Regions from separate parts of the Mus musculus genome. Here all the other regions are linked to region 2. Evidence: chromatin loops called from intact Hi-C (ENCODE). Cell type or tissue: heart. All regions are shown on one strand. Region 1 overlaps Klhl29 (kelch-like 29). Region 2 overlaps Klhl29 (kelch-like 29). Region 3 overlaps Klhl29 (kelch-like 29).

What was found. A loop is a pair of places that touch in the nucleus more often than their neighbours do. Peaks named below come from ENCODE experiments on the same cell type or tissue, not always from the same donor. Only the 100,000 strongest peaks of a DNase experiment are listed, where the experiment ranks them.
Region 1: it touches region 2 in a loop (2.1-fold over the local background); 4 of 42 quality-filtered maps call a loop at or near these places.
Region 3: a loop joins it to region 2, with 5 times the contacts of the local background. A loop is called at or near these places in 7 of 42 quality-filtered maps.

Annotation. Positions count from the first base shown.
Region 1 is chr12:5,190,557-5,193,056 of GRCm38, forward strand. The region is part of intron 3 of Klhl29 (kelch-like 29); the gene reads right to left. Among named protein-coding and RNA genes, the nearest start is that of Gm51980, 91 kb to the right of the region's middle. In heart, a CTCF peak has its summit at 1,232; a DNase peak (open chromatin) is centred at 1,505; H3K4me3 peaks cover 708 bases; H3K27ac peaks cover 2,016 bases.
Region 2 is chr12:5,246,488-5,248,987 of GRCm38, forward strand. The region is part of intron 2 of Klhl29 (kelch-like 29); the gene reads right to left. Among named protein-coding and RNA genes, the nearest start is that of Gm51980, 35 kb to the right of the region's middle. In heart, a CTCF peak has its summit at 1,197 (motif pointing right); DNase peaks (open chromatin) are centred at 644 and 1,244; H3K4me3 peaks cover 270 bases; H3K27ac peaks cover 1,351 bases.
Region 3 is chr12:5,157,063-5,159,562 of GRCm38, forward strand. All of the region lies in intron 3 of Klhl29 (kelch-like 29), which reads right to left. Among named protein-coding and RNA genes, the nearest start is that of Gm51980, 120 kb to the right of the region's middle. In heart, no CTCF peak of the experiment used is centred here; DNase peaks (open chromatin) are centred at 299, 469 and 1,219.

The DNA.
Region 1 (2,500 bases), 56 kb before region 2:
TAGTTGTCTGGTGTCTTTCTGTCCGGTGGATGTGGCTGAGGCTCATTGTTGCAGGGGCTGGGGTCACAGGGAGGAAAGAGACAGTGTGGTACCTATGGTACATGCACAGTGGAGTTTAGACTAAATGTAGCTCTCAACAGCCATTCTAGTCTCTGCCATATCATGGCAGTTTGCAAGGGCACACAGCTGACAGCTTGGAGAACCTTGCTAGTTCTGCGGAAGGGAGGCTCCCTGCTTAAACCCCTCCCTTCAAAAGAACAGAAGCCTCTATGTCAGTGATTCCCAAACTTCCTAATGCTGCAGCCCTTTAATACAGCTCCTCATGGTGTGGTGACCCCCAACCATAAAATCATTTTGTTGGTATTTCATAACTGTCATTTTGCTACTATTACTAGTACTTTAAGTAGAGTACACACTCTCCCTTAAATGTGTATGCTGAGGGAGAGATGTTCCTTCTGCTCACGTGGATTCGGGCACTGAGAGGAGCAGATGCCCCAAGCACAGGATTCTATTCCTCCTCATCACATTGGCTAAGTGACTATTTTCTGAGGTCAACCCATGATCAGTGAGTTGTGTGTGCGCGCGCCGTGCATGTGAGTGTGTGTGTGTGTGTGTGTGTGTGTGTGTGTGGCAAGCATGCATGTAGAGCTTGAAGTCAGTCTTTGGAGAGGTTTCGTGGTAGCCCCAAGAGTCTCTGGTCTCAGTTACTGATAGTTCAGGCATTACCATATAAGTTCTGGGGGTCAAACTCAGGTACTCGTGCATGTGGGGTAACCACTTTTTCCACTGAGCTGTCCCCTAAGCTGACTAATGCTTTTTGACAGCAACAACCCTTCTAATGAGGTAGGAGTTGGGGAACAGCTGCACTCTGGGGATAGAATTTCCTTTTTGGAGGAGGGGATAAAGACTGTTTGGAACTAGACAGCAGTAATGGTCGCCTAGGCCTGTGAAAGTTCTAAACATGCTGAATTACATACTTTCAGATGGTAAAATGTTATTTTACGTGTAGTTTAGCACAACTGAAAATAAACCCAAGGTTTCCTGAGGTCTCTGTCCGTGAAAGTTCTCCCTAACAGTCACTTTATGACTTCTCCCAGTAATCCCCAAGCCTGTGTTGTTGGGGGGGGGTGTCCCTAGAAAGGTCAGTTGTCCCCATCCTGTCCCACAAAGTTCTGTCTCTTAGCTGGCCCAAAGGTTGAAGGAGCCTGTGGGGCTTACATGTCAGTCCTTGCCTCCGAAGGCCACCAGGCAGGGCTCTCAGCAGCGTATCCTCTCGAGCTCTGCTTGGTCTAATTTTAAACTCTTTCCCATGGCAAAGCCACTCTGCCTCCCGAGTAGAGGCTGCGATTGCTTAGAAGTTCATTTCTGGGAGGGTGGCTGGTGGCTTGGCATTGTCTCCTTCCTGTCGCCCCTTGAAGCCTCCCAAATGCCGCCCCTCCCCCCCAGCACTTTGCTCTCTCTTACATATGGGCCCCTCCCCTTGGCTCGGGAGTTCACTAAGTCAAAAATCTGGGCAGGCAGACAGGCAGGGGTGGGGTTAGGAGTGAGGAGCTGGGGAGAAGAAAGGGAGGAGTGGAAGAGGCAGAGACCCGAGAACAAGGCTAGCTCCTTCCCTGGGGTTTGAACTTAGCTAGCTCCTCCTACCCCGGCCTTGAACTCCTTTGAGCCGCTCCCTTCCTGTGTCTGTGCACATGCTTAGCTTCACCTCATGCAGCCAGCAGCTTGCAGCCGGCAATCCATCTGTTAACACACTGGCCAGACCGGGGCTTGGTGGCATCGAAGTGACCCAGAAGTAGGTCTAATCCTCTCTTCTAAATGTGCTTAATACCATCGATAATCTTGTCACATAAATCTCCTGGTTAGCAGTGAGCTGCAGCTCTCACCACCAGGCTCCAAGAATCTTTCAGGATTCTGCTTCCTGCCATCTCTCTCCTTACGCCCGACTCATCTGCCATGTTGCCGAGCACGCGCTTGGGAGGACCGCCCTGACCTTTCCGGGCTCCTCTCCCACAGCAGCTGCTTGCCCACTAGGCCGACTAAGCCCAGTTATTCCCTCCTTCCTGAGCTTTGCTTGTGGACCTGCTTGGTATCTTTGGGACATGTATATTCCTGTCATGGTCATATTCTTTGTGGACTCTGGTACCAGGCTTAATTGTTTCAAAGGTTGGGAATAACCTTTTTGGTGATGGTAGTGTGTATATGTTGGTGTGTGTGTGTGTGTGTGTGTGTGTGTATTGTTGTGTGCATATGTGTTGGGGTGTATATTGGATGTGCATGTGTGCACACAAGTGCACATGAATGCATGCAGGGGCACATATATGTGTAAGCATGTATGTGCACGTCAGAAAGCTACCTCAGGTAGTCTTCCTCAAGCAACACCTACCTTGGTTTTGGAGACAGAAGGCCTCATTGGCCTGGATCTTGCCAGGTAGGTGAAGGTAGCTAGAACCTAAGCCCCAGAGATTGTTCTTCCTGTTTCTCATCTCTGGTGCTTAGGGTC
Region 2 (2,500 bases):
ACGCTGAGCACTCCAGTTTGGGCGGGGTCTGCTGCGCCCTCACACCACACTGACAACCACCTCCTTGGCCTGGCAAGGCTTTCCTTTACTTGCCTCAGAGAGGTGAGGAGGAGGGAGGAAAAAAAAAAACCTGAGTGAGGAAGGGTTTCTTCAGAGTAAAGCTTTGACTGAAGAAATATTTTCATTACAGTACAGCACTGACGGTGGCCAGGCAGGCTCCCCAACCAGAGGCACGGCTCTGCCTCCACCAGCTTTCTCTCTTTGAGATAAGTACTTACTTCAAGGTTCCCGTTTTCTCTTTGGTCAAAGGAATTGCAGAAGCATGCCAAGCCCCAAGCAGCACAAACAGCGAATAATCGTTTGGAAGAGAGGCTTGTAGAAATGAGTCTTTGCTGGGGACAAGGTCGGCTGGCAGGCTTGGCCTATAAATCACTATGCCCTCCTCGGCTTACTGGCTCACACTGAGAGATGAACTCGGTTGGACTCTGACATTTTCTAGCGTCTAAGACGGTGCCTTGCACACAGTAGGTTTCTACTCATTGTTTGTGGGACTGAATAACTGCAACGGTAGCCAAGGGGGCAAAGCCATGTCCACTTGAACTAGATAGTCCCTATTTGCAGCCTAGGCGAGGGACAGAATCCAAATCAGACTTGGCTCCTGCCTGCAGCAAGTGGGCGGCTCATTCTTGCCAGCCTTAGCTGAAAAGGATTCGGGGGGAGCCCAGGGAGATTAGAATTAACGTACTTACTGTATTATGTTGCATTGGTGATAAGACTAAAATTTTGGGATTTTAAAAATGAGACTCCTGTGTTCTCTGGTTTTTCTCATTAGCGCTGGCAAGGGCCTGAGTTAGCACTTACGTCCTTTGCTTTAGAATGGCCGGGGGATCGTAGATGGTTTGGAAATTTACTCTTCTGATACTCTGCTCCCTGTCTGCTCTCCCTGGGGGACATGGGTCGCCTGCTCACAGATTTGTTGTGCTGCCATGGGCTGGCAACCAGGTGGCAAGTGTCCTGAGTTGGGGGTTTTCTGAACAACGTGGAGATGGATACAGGTAAAGGACTCATTGGATGTCAGAATACCAGGCAGTTCAGAGGGCCTGTGCTATCTCAAATCTCTGGTTCTGGACAGCCTCTCCTCCCAGTGCCTCCCAGCCTCTCCTCTCCTCCTCTCCTCCCAGTGCCTATAAACACCAGAGGGCAGGCACGGAATTCTCACACTCTGTTCTCTAGGGACGGCTCCAATGCTTCAGCATGTTGTTGGCAATACAGGAATGACAATCCACACGAGGACAAGTCAAATGCACACATCTCCACACAGCTTGTCCTCTCTGCAGGGCAGGCTCACCCTGTGTAAACCTTGGCGGCTGCTCTGGGAAGTGTGACCATTTGGTCGGGGGTGGGGTGGGGGAGGGGATGATAACGGAGGGCTATACTCTATATGGAGAGAGCTGACTCTCTCACCACGCAGAAGAACTACCTAATAAAGGCGAGCTTGAGCTGGAAAGGGCTAAGGTCCCTCCCCAGAGGCTGGCCACTGGGCTTAGGAGCAAAGAGAATCTGGTTAACCTGGATTCCTGTCCAACTTGAATGGCTCTCTAACCTGTGACCAGGCTCCTAATTATTTTCTGATTAAGCCTTTAAAAAGAAAAATGTATCCGGGAGATGGTTGGCGGTACATGCCTTTAATCCCAACACTTGAAGGGCAGAGAGTTTGAGGCCAGCCTGGTCTACAGAGTGAGTTCCGGGTTAGTCAGGGCTAATAGAGAAACCCTATCTCGACTATCTGGAGAATATCCTGGCCCCCAAAGTACCTAACATGTTCAAAATAAAAAATAGCCACTTTACCGATGGGGATATAGCTTAATGGTAGAATGCTCGCCTAGCGCACGTGAGGTCCTGAACTGAATACCCAGAACTGAGAAAAGAAAAACAAAGACCCAAAAAGCTTCCTTTGTTTATTCTATACCCCAAAGTCAAGGAGCCATCAGCCAAAGCCCTAGAAGAAACTAGCAAAGGATATCATGACATCATAGTACAGAAGCCCTGTGTCTGTTCACTTACACCCTGGGAGGTGTCTGCACAGAACTCTAGTGAGCAGGTCTGGAGAAACTGTGAGGAGCTTTCCTTCAGATGAGAACAATGACCATAGCAAGCTTAAAGAATATGGAGAGAAAAGATTCAGGAAGTCTGTGAAGAGCAGGCACATGGTTCAGCAAGCATGGCCAGCTTTGGCTACTTAGTTTAGGGGCCAATGGGCTAGCTATCTTTCCAGACTCCAGAGAATTTACATACAAATGCTTCTAGTAAGGCGATGGTCCTTTCCTTCTCTTAGTTGGGGAGATAGGGTACTAGAAGATGGTGACTGCCTGGATCCTACAGAATCTATACCCTATACACAAAGTACCGAGGATGAGGGGAGCAGATAGCTGGTCCTCTTCCTAAAAGATTTCCCCAGTATGGTTAGACTAAAACTTTAGGTCTTTAATGGGAGTAAAGA
Region 3 (2,500 bases), 89 kb before region 2:
CATCACCAAAGGCCGAGAACAGGGGTGCTGGCTACATTCCCTGTACACTAGCCATGGCCAACCTTTTCTACCTCCTCATGACGCTATGTTACATATTAGGCCATGAGCTCCCGAGGGCATGGCTTATTCTCTCAGTTGGGGTGGCAGTTAAGAACTGGGCTCTGGAATGAGGCTGCTGGTCCAAGCCCAAGGGCTGTTGCCATTTATAAGTGGAGAGGACTGGGGTGAACTACTGCTGTGTGCCGTCCTTGCCTCACCCCTAAGATGTGCTATTTCAAGTCCCCCCCTTGCATGACTGTGAATTAATGTGTGCAGAAGAACCAACACCACACCCAGAGCCCAGTGGGTGCTGTGTGCTGAAGCTCTGATGGCAGCTACTCCCCTGTGCAGATGGCCAGCTTCATGTTTGGTGCTCAGTAAACAGGCCTAGGAGCTTGCCAAGTGGGGGACTGAGGAGGCAGCCTCCAGCTGGTCATGAAGGCAGGGGCGATGCACACTGATCAAAGCTGAGAAGATGAATCCTGGTGTTGGAGTTGGGGGCTGGAGGGTTGTGTCTGAGAGCATATGGCCGCTGTCCAGAGTCCTGAGTTAGGGTTCACCATGCTCCCTCCTATTCAATTTACCAAGTGCCCATCCTTTATGGTAAAGGTTGGATGAGGGCTTTCTTTTCCAGAGTGTCCAAAGGGCAGAGAATCAGCCAAGCAAACAAAGAAGTCCAAGGAGGCCCAGGGCTATGATTGGTCCCTGTCTGGCAGGTGTTGAGACGGGTTGTCAGGAATAAGGGTGTGGACAGAAGAACTAGAGATGGTGTGCCCCTCTGGGCAAGGATGCACAGTGCTTTTTTGGGGGAATCACAAAAGCAGGGCACAGTAATGAGGGGGCTTTCCCTATTCTTTCATTACATAACTGCTCAGGCGAAGATGTAATGCCTGAGTCTGTTTCCTCATAGGCACACTGAGAATTACAGTCAATTCCCACACAACCTGGTGAGACTCTGAAGGTTGTATCCCATCGATCCCTAGAACAGCCGAGGACTCACTGCAGGCTGCTGATGTACACGTGCCTTCTGGACCAGATTCTTTTGAACATCACTGTGTTCCTTGACACATTCTCACACCACCCTCATGCAGCAGGAATGACTTCCAACATGCCTGCGACCACAGATGTCTGCACATGTTCACACACAAGACTCCCCATGCACCTCAGCATGTGACATCTGACTCTGGCTTTCACCCTTGGTAGGCTCTCTGCCAAACTCCTAGCCTTGGGGGGGGGGGGATGCTGTGGCTACTCCAGAGGAGGATCATTCCAGGCTTGCTGAGAGTGTTAGACAGAAGCAAGTTGGGGCAGCTCCAGGATGCAAGGCTCTCTCCCTTCCTTACTCCATCCAGGGCTGCCCTACACCAGCATGCAAGAGAGGCACCACTGGCAGATCCTGCTGTTCATTTAAAAATGTGATGCTTCCATTTGCTATTGGGGGCTCAGCATCACATTTTCAGGGCGTCCATTTCCTGCCTGGAGGAGTCTGTCTCCTTCACAGTGGAGCTGAATGCTCCTCTCCCTCACCTCTCTTCATCCTCCCCTCCCCTCCTTTCCTTCCCCACTACTCTACCTCTTTATTTCATTTTCTCTCTCTGTGATGCTTTGTATTTGCCACTCAGGGAGTGGCACTATTAGAGGGTGTGGCTCTGTTGGAGTAGGCATGTCACTATGGGTGTGGGCTTTAAGGCCCTCATCCTAGCTGCCTGGAAGTCAGTCTTCTACTAGCAGCCTTCAGATGAAGATGTAGAACTCTCAGCTCCTCCAGTGCCATAGCTGTCTGGATGCTGCCATGTTCTTGCCTTGATGATAATGGGACTGAACCTCTAAACCTGTAAACCAGCCTCAATTAAATGTTGTCCTTGAGTTGACTTGGTCATGGTGTCTGTTCACAGCAGTAAAACCCTAAGACACTCTCCTCTTCTCTCTCGATTTTCCCTCCTTTCTTTTCCTCACCATTTCTTCTCTCTCCTCTCCCCACCCTTCTTTCTTCCTCTTTTATCTCCTCTCTCACCCACCTCTTCCCTTCCTTGCTCTTTCTCCCGAGTGCTCCATGAAACCACAGCTGGCAGCCCTTCATCAGTTTCTTGCCCTTGCCAAGCTCCCAGAAGGCAGTAGAGAGTGTGCAGAGACCTAGGCTTGCCTGGGACATGGCTCATCTTGGGGTAGGGTTGGGGGGGGGGCTCACCTGAAACAAATATGGCAGCTGGAAAGCATTAGTGAGCCTTGGCGGTGCTGGACTGTCTGATTGCTCCTGCAAAGCACCTCCTTTGGGGAGGGCAAGTGGGACTGAAGGCTGAGAGGTCAGGCTTCTCAACTTTGGCTACTGGGTGAGAGCTGAGAACCCAGATTGGACGCTTTGAAAGACCAATCCCTGGGCTTGGAACACTCATTCCTCTGGATTCCTGGATGTGGGTTTCTTGAGCTGGGGACCAGGCTTTGTTTGCTCTCATCAGAACCA